Regions from separate parts of the Homo sapiens genome. Here region 2 is linked to region 1. The links are chromatin loops, found by intact Hi-C in ENCODE. Cell type or tissue: K562. All regions are shown on one strand. Links, peaks and the distances in the headings refer to the core of each region. The heading gives the core; the rest is flanking DNA.

Region 1 (5,389 bases), core at 57-5,056:
TGGATCCCTTCCTTACACCTTATACAAAAATTAATTCAAGATGGATTAAAGAGTTAAATGTTAGACCTAAAACCATTAAAACCCTAGAAGAAAACCTAGGCAATACCCATCAGGACATAGGCATGAGCAAGGACTTCATGACTAAAATACTAAAAGCAATGGCAACAAAAGCCAAAATTGACAAATGGGATCTAATTAAACTAAAGAGCTTCTGCACAGCAAAAGAAACTACCATCAGAGTGAACAGGCAACCTACAGAATGGGAGAAAAATTTTGCAATCTCTCCATCTGACAAAGGGCTAATATCCAGAATCTACAGGAAATTAAACAAATTTACAAGAAAAAATCAAACAACCCCATCAAAAAGTGGGCGAAGGATATGAGCAGACACTTCTCAAAAGAAGACATTTATGCAGCCAAAAAACACATGAAAAAATGCTCATCATCCCTGGCCATCAGAGAAATGCAAATCAAAACCACAATGAGATACCATCTCACACCTGTTAGAATGGCAATCATTAAAAAGTCAGGAAACAACAGGTGCTGGAGAGGACGTGGAGAAGTAGGAACACTTTTACACTGTTGGTGGGACTGTCAACTACTTCAACCATTGTGGAAGACAGTGTGGTGATTCCTCAAGGATCTAGAACCAGAAATACCATTTGACGCAGCAATCGCATTACTGAGCATATACCCAAAGTATTATAAATCATGCTGCTATAAAGACACATGCACACGTATGTTTATTGTGGCACTATTCACAATAGCAAAGACTTGGAACCAACCCAAATGTCCAACAATGATAGACTGGATTAAGAAAATGTGGCACATATACACCATGGAATGCTACGCAGCCATAAAAACGGATGAGTTCATGTCCTTTGTAAGGACATGGATGAAGCTGGAAACCATCATTCTGAGCAAACTATCGCAAGGACAGAAAACCAAACATCGCATGTTCTCACTCATAGGTGGGAATTGAACAATGAGAACACTTGGACACAGCGTGGGGAACATCATACACTGTGGCCTGTCGTGGGGTTGGGGGAGGGGGGAGGGATAGCATTAGGAGACATACCTAATGTAAATGACGAGTTAATGGGTGCAGCACACCAACAGGGCACATGTATACATATGTAACAAACCTGCACATTGTGCACATGTACACTAGAACTTAAAGTATAATATAATAAATAAATAAATTTAAAAAAATAAAAAATAAATAAAATTAGTTTTATTTTTTATTAAATAAATATACACATGTAGTTTAAAGAGACAACTAGATCTATAAGACCTGTTAAGAAAAGCAACAGTCCGTTCTCCACATGTATCCCAGAACTTAAAGTTAAATAATTTTTTTTTAAGAGAAATTCTGGCCCCGTGATGGCAAAAAAAAAAAAAGAAAAGAAAAGAAAAGCAACAGTCCTTTCTTGTATTCTGCTCCCCAGATGCAACCACTTTCAGTTAGTTCTTTGAGCTGATTATATTTCTATTTACAGCTACTTCTCCAAATTCCATGCTTGCATGAAAAGGGCTTGGGTTTACAGCTTGAAGCATTTTTTAGATTGAGTTTACGTTATGGGAGATAGGAGTTAGCCTCTGTACCTGTCTCTCTCTCTCTCTGCTTCTCTCTTACACACACATCCCACGACCCATCCATATGCTCTCAATATAGTTACACTTTTAGATCAATATTCAATGTTAACATTATTATGATTATGTAGACACAATAGTCAACTTAGTCATGAAGTACATTATGATTATTTTCCATCTCCTTCACATTTTTCCCTAGCATTTTTAAAACTTACTTGATTTTCTGTGTACTTACCACCAAAACAACCCCAAATTCTCCTCCTGGCAATTTCATCTTCTTGAAGAAATCTCTCCCAGAACTTTCAGGACTGCTGGAATCTGAACTCATTGCTCTAGGCCTGCTGAACAGCTGTGATCTAGAGATCTCTTTTTACCATCATCCTAGAGATTTTTTTTTTTTTTTTGAGACAGAGTCTCGCTCTGTCTCCCAGGCTGGAGTGCAGTGGCAAGATCTCGGCTTACTGCAACCTCCACCTCCCGGACTCAAGTGATTCTTCTGCCTCAGCCTCGCGGTTAGCTGGGATTATAAGCACCTGCCACCATGCCTGGCTCATTTTTGTATTTTTAGTAGACATGGTTTCACCCTGTCGGCCAGGCTGGTCTCAAACTCCTGACCACAAGTAATCCACCTGCCTTGGTCTCCCAAAGTGCTGGGATTGCGGCATGAGCCATGGCGCCCAGCTCATCCTAGAGATTTTCTTTGCATCTCTCTTGTGTTGAATTCTTGATTGCTTAGATCCACATCTACTTTTTGGGCCTACACTCCCATTTGAGTGTAGCCCACTCTCCAATAGTTGCCTAAGAAAGGGTGTGCAGTAAACTCTATATTTTATTTCCCAAGAATTGCCACAGAGATATGTTCTGTCCAACATATTTCTCCAGAATCTTGCCACTTCTCTGTGCAGAGGTAGACTCTGTGTTCCCTCCTCTTCAACCTGGGCAGACCATTGAGCATACCTTGACTAACAGAGCATGACAGAAATGATGCCGTGTGGTTTCCAAGTCTAGGCCATAAAAATCAGTAGTTTCAACCTGGCTTTCTCTCAGAATCCTCAACCTTTGAACCCAGCCACCATGCTATGAAGAATCACAGGTCACAGGTAGAGGTCTATGTGGAGAGAATCAAGGACTCCAGCTCTCAATTCTGTCTAAACTCTCAGCCAGCAGCCAATATTAACTGCCAGACACATGAGTGAGCAATCTTGAAGTGGGCCTTTCAAGTCTCAATTGAGACACCCTAACTGATACCACTTGAAACACGAGCCCAGCCTTCGCCATTTAGACCTACTCGAATTTCAGAGTCATTAACAACAACAACAAAATTATTGTTGTTTTTTTAAGCAACTATGACTTAGGGTGGTTTTTATGTAACCAGAACAGAATGAATTGGAGGTAAATATTTTGAAAGCCTGCATATCTAAAAATGTATTTATTCTGTCATAACATTGGAAACATAGTTTGGCTCAGTATAAAATCCTAAGAAAAAATTTATTTTCCATAAATAATATATTAAGACATTCTTCCAGTATCTTCTAGCATCCAGTATTGCTATAAAGAAGTGAAATGCAATTTTCATTTTCATTCCTTCATGTGTGATATTTGACTTTTTTTCTCTGAGACAGCATTCAGGATAATTTATTTATCACAAAATTCTGAAATTTCAGATGATAATATGTATATATTCATTCCTTTTGGTGGACACTCATTGGGTTCTTTTAGTCCAAATGGAGACTCCAGTACCTCAGTTCTACGGAAATTTTATATATTACTAAATGATAATTTCACGTTCTTTATTTTCTTTGTTTTCTCTTTCTGGAATCCCTATTATTCAGATGTTAGATCTTTTGGATTGACTTTCTGAAGTTATATTTTTGCTCTTATTTATTTTTCTTTTATTCTACTTCATAGGGAATTTCTTCACTTTGTATTTCAGCATTAGTATTCAATTTCTGAAATTGAGGTATGCACAAATTTCAATGTATAACTAGATGAACTTTTACATATGTATATACCCAGTCATGTAACCCCCACACATATCAAGATATAGAATATTTTCATCACTTCAGAATATTTCCTCATGCCCATTTTCCAGTCAATATCAAACCCAAAGGTAAACAGTATTCTGATATTTATTGCCACATATTGTTTTGACTGTTCTCAAGCTTCAGAAAAATTATAGAGTATATTTCTTTTATTTAAAATAATGTTTTTGGAATTTAATCGTGGTTGCCTGAGTTTTTAATTAATATTTAAATTTAGTTGTTATATTTTTTAATTTTCAAGAACTAGTTTTTGTTCTATTATTACATTTGGAAACCATCCTGGTTTGGGGATCTTATTGCTTATTTATTTATTATTTTTAGTTATGATGGGTATATAATAGTTGTCCATTCTGTTTTTGTTTTGTAAATGTAATTATCTGCCCTTATCTCTCTAGAATAACAATAGCTTAAGAACCCTTTATTTAGGTATAGTCGACATGAAGTAAAATGCATATATTTAAAGTGTACAGCCGGGAACAGTGGCTCATGCCTATAATCCCAGCACTGTGGGAGGCCAAGGTAGGAGGATCCCTTGAGCCCAGGAGTTCAAGACCAGCCTGGGCAACATAGTGAGACCTCCTCTCTACAAAAAATGAAAAAAAAATTAGTCAGGTATGGTGATGTGTGCCTACAGCCCCAGCTACTAGGGAGGCTGAGGTGGGAGGATTGCCGGAGCCTGGGAGGTCAAGTCTGCAGTGAGCCCAGATCACACCACTGCATTCCAGCCTGGGCAACACAGTGAGACCCTGTCTCAAAAAATAAATAAATAAAGTGTACAAACTGAAAAGGTTTGACGTACATAATCATCTATGAAACCATCTCCACACTTAAGGTAATGAATATATCCATTATTCCCAAAAGTTTCTGTGTGCTCCTTTGTAATCGCTCCTTTCTACTCCTTCCACCTCGACTCAAATTTGTCTCCAGGCAACTAATGATTTTCTTTATCACTATGGATTACTTTGTAATTTCTAAAATATTATATAAATGGAATCATATAGTAAACACTTTGTTTTGTTTGGTTTCTTTCTCTCAGCATAATTATTTTGAGATTCATGCATGTCATTATGTGTATTCTTAGTTCATTCGCTTTTTATTGCTGAGTAGTATTCCATTGTATGAATATACAACAATTTGTTTATTATTTAATCTATTAATGGCCATTTGGGTTGTCTCCAGTTTTGAGCATTTGGAGATTACGAATGAATATGTTCAGTATTTTAATTGAGGTGTTGGTTTACCAGAAGTCTATGTATGTGGAAACTGATCAAATTGCATACTTTAAACATGCAATTTTTTTGTAGGTTAATTATTCCTCAATAGAGCTGTTTAAAACAAAAAGAAAAAAAGAAAAACAAAAATACCAGAGACTGGGGCCAAATTATGAGAGATTTTACATAAAAAATATTTCCCTCCATGACACAATTAATATACTTCTCACCTGGATACACACACACACACATACACACACACTCACACACACACACACAGCCAATTTAATTGAGCTATAATTACATGACATACAATTCATTCATTTAATGTACAACCACTTAATAAATGTGCATAATTGAATGATTTTTAGTATATACACTGAGTTGTGAGGTATATTTTTAACGCCGCTACCTCAACAGAATATTTTTAGTAATACACATGAATTAACACAAATAATTATAACCAGAAAGAAAATAAAGTGTAAATTTTCTCTATAAAACATTTTGCATATAGTTGTCATAGTAAAAATCATAAGGCAATTT
Region 2 (5,389 bases), core at 136-5,135, 190 kb before region 1:
TGAGTATGGAAGAAATAACGGAGCTTCAAAATACATGAAGCAAAATTTTACAAAGTTAAAAGAGAAATGGATAAATCCATAATCACAGCTGTAAATTTAAAATCTCTTCTATTAATTATTGACAAATGAAGCAGACAAATAAATTAGTAAGGATATATGTAGTATTTGAAAACTCCTATCAACCAAATTTGACCGACACCAAGGTAAACCAAATTCTGGGTCATAAAATGAGTTTCTATATATTTTAAAATATTTAAATAGTGAAATATGTTCTCTGACCACAAAGAAATTAAATCAGAAACCAATAGCAAAAACATATCTAGAAGATCCCCAATACTTGGAAATTAGGGACATTCTTCTAAACAATTCATGGTTTAAAAAGAAATTAGAAGTGAAATTAAAGATATATCAAACTGCATAAGAAAACACAATATATCAAATTTTGTGAGATGCAGCTTAAGCAGTCCTAAGTGGAAAATTTATAGCTTTATTTTTATATTAGAAAAGAAGAATGGTTTGAAGTGAATAATATAGGATTTCACCTGAAGGGGCTACAAATTACATTGAAATTGAATAGAAAAAATAAAATAGTAAAGATAAGGAACAGAAATAATTGAAATAGAAAAAGCCAAAATGATAGACAGAAATCAAGGAAGCTGAAGATAGTTTTTAGAGGAATAAAATTCATAAAAGCCTAGCTAAAAGTAATCAAGAAAAAAAACACAAAACATAAGTTACCAATTTCAGAAATTATAGAGGTTGCATCGCTACACATGCTACACGCATTTCAAAACTATGAAGGGAATATTATGTACAACTTTATGCCAACAAATCTGACAATTTAGATGAAATGGAAAAAGCCTTTGAAAAACAATTTTCCAAAATAACATTAGACTGGACTTTTTGAATAGTGTAAATACCAAAGTTAATTCAAAACATAAAAGCTTCTCAAAAGGAAAGTTTCAGGAATGGATGTCTTCACAGATGACTACTACCAAATACTTAAGGAGGAAACAATACCAATTTTAAACAAATTGAACATTGCAAAACATTGGAGACATAAATTAAACACCTAAATAAATGAAGAGATATACGTTTACAAATTGAAGGTCTCAAAGTTGTTAAGATTTCAATTCTCCCCTTATTGATTTATAAATTCAGCACCATCACAATGAAATCATAACAGGCTTTAACATTAATAGAAAACCTGATTCTAAAATTTTTAAGAATGTAGGGAGTGTAAATTAGTTCAACCATTGTGGAAGACAGTGTGGGGATTCCTCAAGGATCTAGAACTAGAAATACCATTTGACCCAGCCATCCCATTACTGGGTATATACCCAAAGGATTATGAATCATGCTACTATAAACACACATGAACATGTATGTTTATTGCGGCACTATTCACAATAGCAAAGACTTGGAACCAACCCAAATGTCCATCAGTGATAGACTGGATTAAGAAAATGTGGCACATATACACCATGGAATACTATGCAGCCATAAAAAAGGATGAGTTCATGTCCTTTGCAGGAACATGGATGAAGCTGGAAACCATCATTCTGAGCAAACTATCTCAAGAACAGAAAACCTAACACCACATGTTCTCACTCATAGGCGGGAATTGAACAATGAGAACACTTGGACACAGGGTGAGGAGCATCACACAGTGGGGCCTGTTGGGGAGTCCGGGGCTAGGGGAGGGATAGCATTAGGAGATATACCTAATGTAAATGACGAGTTAATGGGTGCAGCAAACCAACATGGCACATGTATACCTATGTATCAAACCTGCACGTTGTGCACTTGTACCCTAGAACTTAAAAGCATAATAATAATAAAAAAGAATGTATGAGGGACCTAGAATAGCTGAAATGATCTTGTAAAAGAGGAGCAAAGTTGGATGAGCTGTGTTACCTAATTTTATGTCTTAGCATAAAATTGTGACATGACATGAAATTAATCATGACAATGTGGTTTTGGCATAAGGATAGGCAAATAGATCAATGGAACAGAATAGATGAGGAGTTGGCAATCTCTTTTTCTAAAAGGACGGATAGCAAATACTTTATGTGGTGCAGGCTATACAATCTCTGTCGCAACTACTCTGTTGTAGTGTGAAAGCAGCCATAGCTGACAGTTAGTGTATCTGTGTTCTAATAAAGTTTTATGAACACTGAAATTTCAATTTCACATAATTTTTACATCATAAAATATTCTTTTGCTTTTTTTCCTCAACCATTTAGAAATGTAAACCAAAAAAAAAAAAACAAACCCAAAAATGCCTGTCTTAGTTTACAAACCATACCAAAACAGATACAAATGGAAATTTGTTTGAGGGAAGTGGAATGATTCATATTTTGACTGAGAATTAAATAAGGCCACTGTACCTTGGAGGGATTTTAGATAAGACATCTAAAATAGTAGGTCATGGTAAAGGGTGGGAGAGAACAGAATGAACCACTGAATGGCGGTGGCTGTAGGGAATGCCTTTAAGGAAACACCTTCTCCCTGCTATGTGACCCACCAGAATTGAACATGGGGAAATGATGAGGGTAGCAGGTCATTTTGAAATGGACCTTCGGGTAGTATTTGGGGTGGAAAAATCCCCTTTCTCCAACCACATTTTGGCTACCCCAGCAACACCACCCCCACAGAGGTATCAGCGCTTTGTGATGTCCAAGCCACCCCAGGACTACCATTGGATAGGGGTGCCCCATTCTGGCCAAACAAAGCTGAAGGGTGGGGCTCCTCATTACCCAGGGGTGGGTATACATAAGGAGGTCAGGAGCATGGGGTAGACCATTGGGAGGCTTAAATATGGCTAAGGAGACCCACACACCAGTGAAGCCTAAAGAAAATATGAAACAACCAATTCTAAGCACGAAAAAGCCTACCCCAAGAACCAAAGAGAAGAAGGAAAAGAAGAACTCTTCTCAACAAAAGACCAACAAAAATGGCAAGGTCAGATGATCCTATCCTTGTTCCTTCTTTTCTTCCCCCTCTATTCTCTCAAGACCCCTATCCTGTCCTTGCCTAGCACAACCCCCTTCCTCAGCCTGCACTCCTATTCATAAAGCTCCCCTTCCTATACAACCTCTTTCTCTTCCCCTTAACCGATGTCCTTCTGGCTCACTGTGTTGTCCTTCCAGGTGGAGAAGAAAATCATAAAGGTAAAAAAACCCCTTCAAAGGAATTCAAGAAAAAAAACTCAATCACCTCCTTCCTGCTCCAAAAAGCCTAGGATAACAATGAGACCAACAATATTTGTGTGTCACCACAAGCAGAATAAGACACAACATAAAAATCAGAAGAGCAAGCACAAAAGACAACAGAAAATGAAAATCAGAAGAGCAAGCCCAGAAGCCGCTGGCAAAAGCAAACCATCCCAAGTAACCATCTCTGCTGCCAGTAAATGCAGAGCCTGGATCAGAAACGTACAACTAGCAACAGCAACTCTGGGGAATCACCAATCACATAAAGGCCAAAGCTGAGCCCAACAGTGTTCCACCCATGCTGATGAATGCAATAAAATCAGCACAATGTAAAAGGATGATGTGGATGTTTGTCTGTAGTGGGGAGGGGGTTAAGGAAGAAAAACTGCTAAGAGGGAGAGAGGCAGGGTCCTGTAAGGTTGGGGGCCAGACCAACAGGTATACAGTTAGCCATCGGGGGATAAGGAGTGGGTGAGGACTAAGAAATGAAGACAAATCAACACTTTGCCCCACAGACAAGAAGAAAAAGGGCTTTGGCGTTTCTACATGTACTTAGGGTAGGTGTGGGTAGCAACATCAAGGTCTAAATTCCCAGAACCCAGTTAGGAGGAGGGTTTTATGTGTGATGTGTGTGGCAATAACACACCCCACAAAAAGACAATAAAACCACCTCCAGGTCACCCGTGTCATAGTGGTGTATGTTGTACCCCACACTATGCTATAAGCAAGTAAAGGCCCTCAGGAGGACCCAAAACTCATCCTATCAGGAGTCACTCTCAGCACCCTGATAGACAAATAGTAGAGTTTGGAGGCCACAAACCCAGCACTAATTAGGTCACTTTCTTGTTAAGTAGCTTAGGATGGAGCAGTGTCCTACCAAGTGTGGGGGCAGTGGCAGAGGTCTGCCCACTTGCTGGCCATAAAGAAAAACATTGTCTGCAGAGAATTTTAATATAAGAATAATAAAACCCAGGAAAAGTCAGTCTTTTACTTATTAGCACCAGATACAAGTTTTCAATTTTTCCCTACCCAAATCCTCTTTTGGTCTGAGTTGTGAAAGATTGCTGTGGTTAAATTTAAGCTTGAACAAAATCAATGCAAGGTGCAAATTAGCTGATTTTTAATATTTATGTTTTAATAATCATTTTATTCTACAGGGAAGTTAATTTGGATAAATCCTTATTAAATAGTTGGTCCAAGACATAGGCTGTTCCTTTCTAAAGTAAGCTCTTAACAATTTGGAATTGTTTTGATGCAGGACAGGCAAGCCCCACACTTGGGGCTTAGGTGGGAGGGTTCTTGGCTTCTCTCAGGAAAGAATTCAAAGGCAAGCCAGTGGTGTTAAACAGCAACTTTAATTGAAGCAGAAGTGTAGAGAGCAGCAGAGGTACTGCTCCTGCTCCTTGCAGAGCAGGGCTGCCCCATACGCAGTGTCCCCAGAGTAGCAGCTCAGAGGCAGTTCTGCACTCATATTGATTCCCACTTTTAATTATATTCAAATTAAGGAGCAATTTATGCAGAAATTTCTAGGATGAGGGTGGTAACTTCCAGGTTGTCAGGTCATTGCCATGGAAAGAGGCAGTAACGCCTGGGTGTTGCCATGGCAACGGTAAATTGACATGCCACATTGCTAGACAAGGCTTAAGGAAAGCTGCTTCTGCCCTAGACCTGGTTTAGCTAGTCCTCAATTGGGTCTGCTGTCCAAGCCCCGCCTCTGGAGTCAAGTCCTGCCTCCTACCTCAGTTTGAGCTTGCTTTGAGCATACTTCCAGACTGCAGTCCCTGTGGTAATATATGACACATATGTCTACACTTTAAAAGTACATGAAATTAAAAATTATAGCATGTGATTATAAAGGCAAAGAACAACCACCTCAGCTCTGTGATTCTGTGTAATCACTTGCTTTTATTGGTGTCTAAATCGGTGAAACGAAGTGTTAAATTTAAGGAGTAAAATTTGGGGGGATAAAGACATTTTTATTGCATTTGAAAATAAAATATCTTACTGAATTTGAAAAATATACTCAAGCATGAAATGTATTCTTTAATTGCTCATTAATACTACATAAAAATCAAAATGCTAAAATTTTATATCAGTTGCATATTTTAGTAGTTGCCTACATTTTACTTTTGCTTAATTTTCTTAAAATTGCCTTATGATTTTTACTATGACAA

The links. A loop is a pair of places that touch in the nucleus more often than their neighbours do. Peaks named below come from ENCODE experiments on the same cell type or tissue, not always from the same donor. Only the 100,000 strongest peaks of a DNase experiment are listed, where the experiment ranks them.
Region 2: it touches region 1 in a loop (23-fold over the local background); 3 of 110 quality-filtered maps call a loop at or near these places.

Annotation. Positions count from the first base shown.
Region 1 is chrX:140,019,854-140,025,242 of GRCh38, reverse strand. No RefSeq gene overlaps it. Among named protein-coding and RNA genes, the nearest start is that of CXorf66, 57 kb to the right of the region's middle. In K562, for the core only: no CTCF peak of the experiment used is centred there; no DNase peak of the experiment used is centred there.
Region 2 is chrX:140,214,190-140,219,578 of GRCh38, reverse strand. It overlaps LOC105373343 (a long non-coding RNA gene), which reads left to right and starts at 2,812. Exons shown (of 2, transcript XR_938603.3): 1 at 2,812-2,964; 2 at 3,153-3,553. In K562, for the core only: no CTCF peak of the experiment used is centred there; no DNase peak of the experiment used is centred there.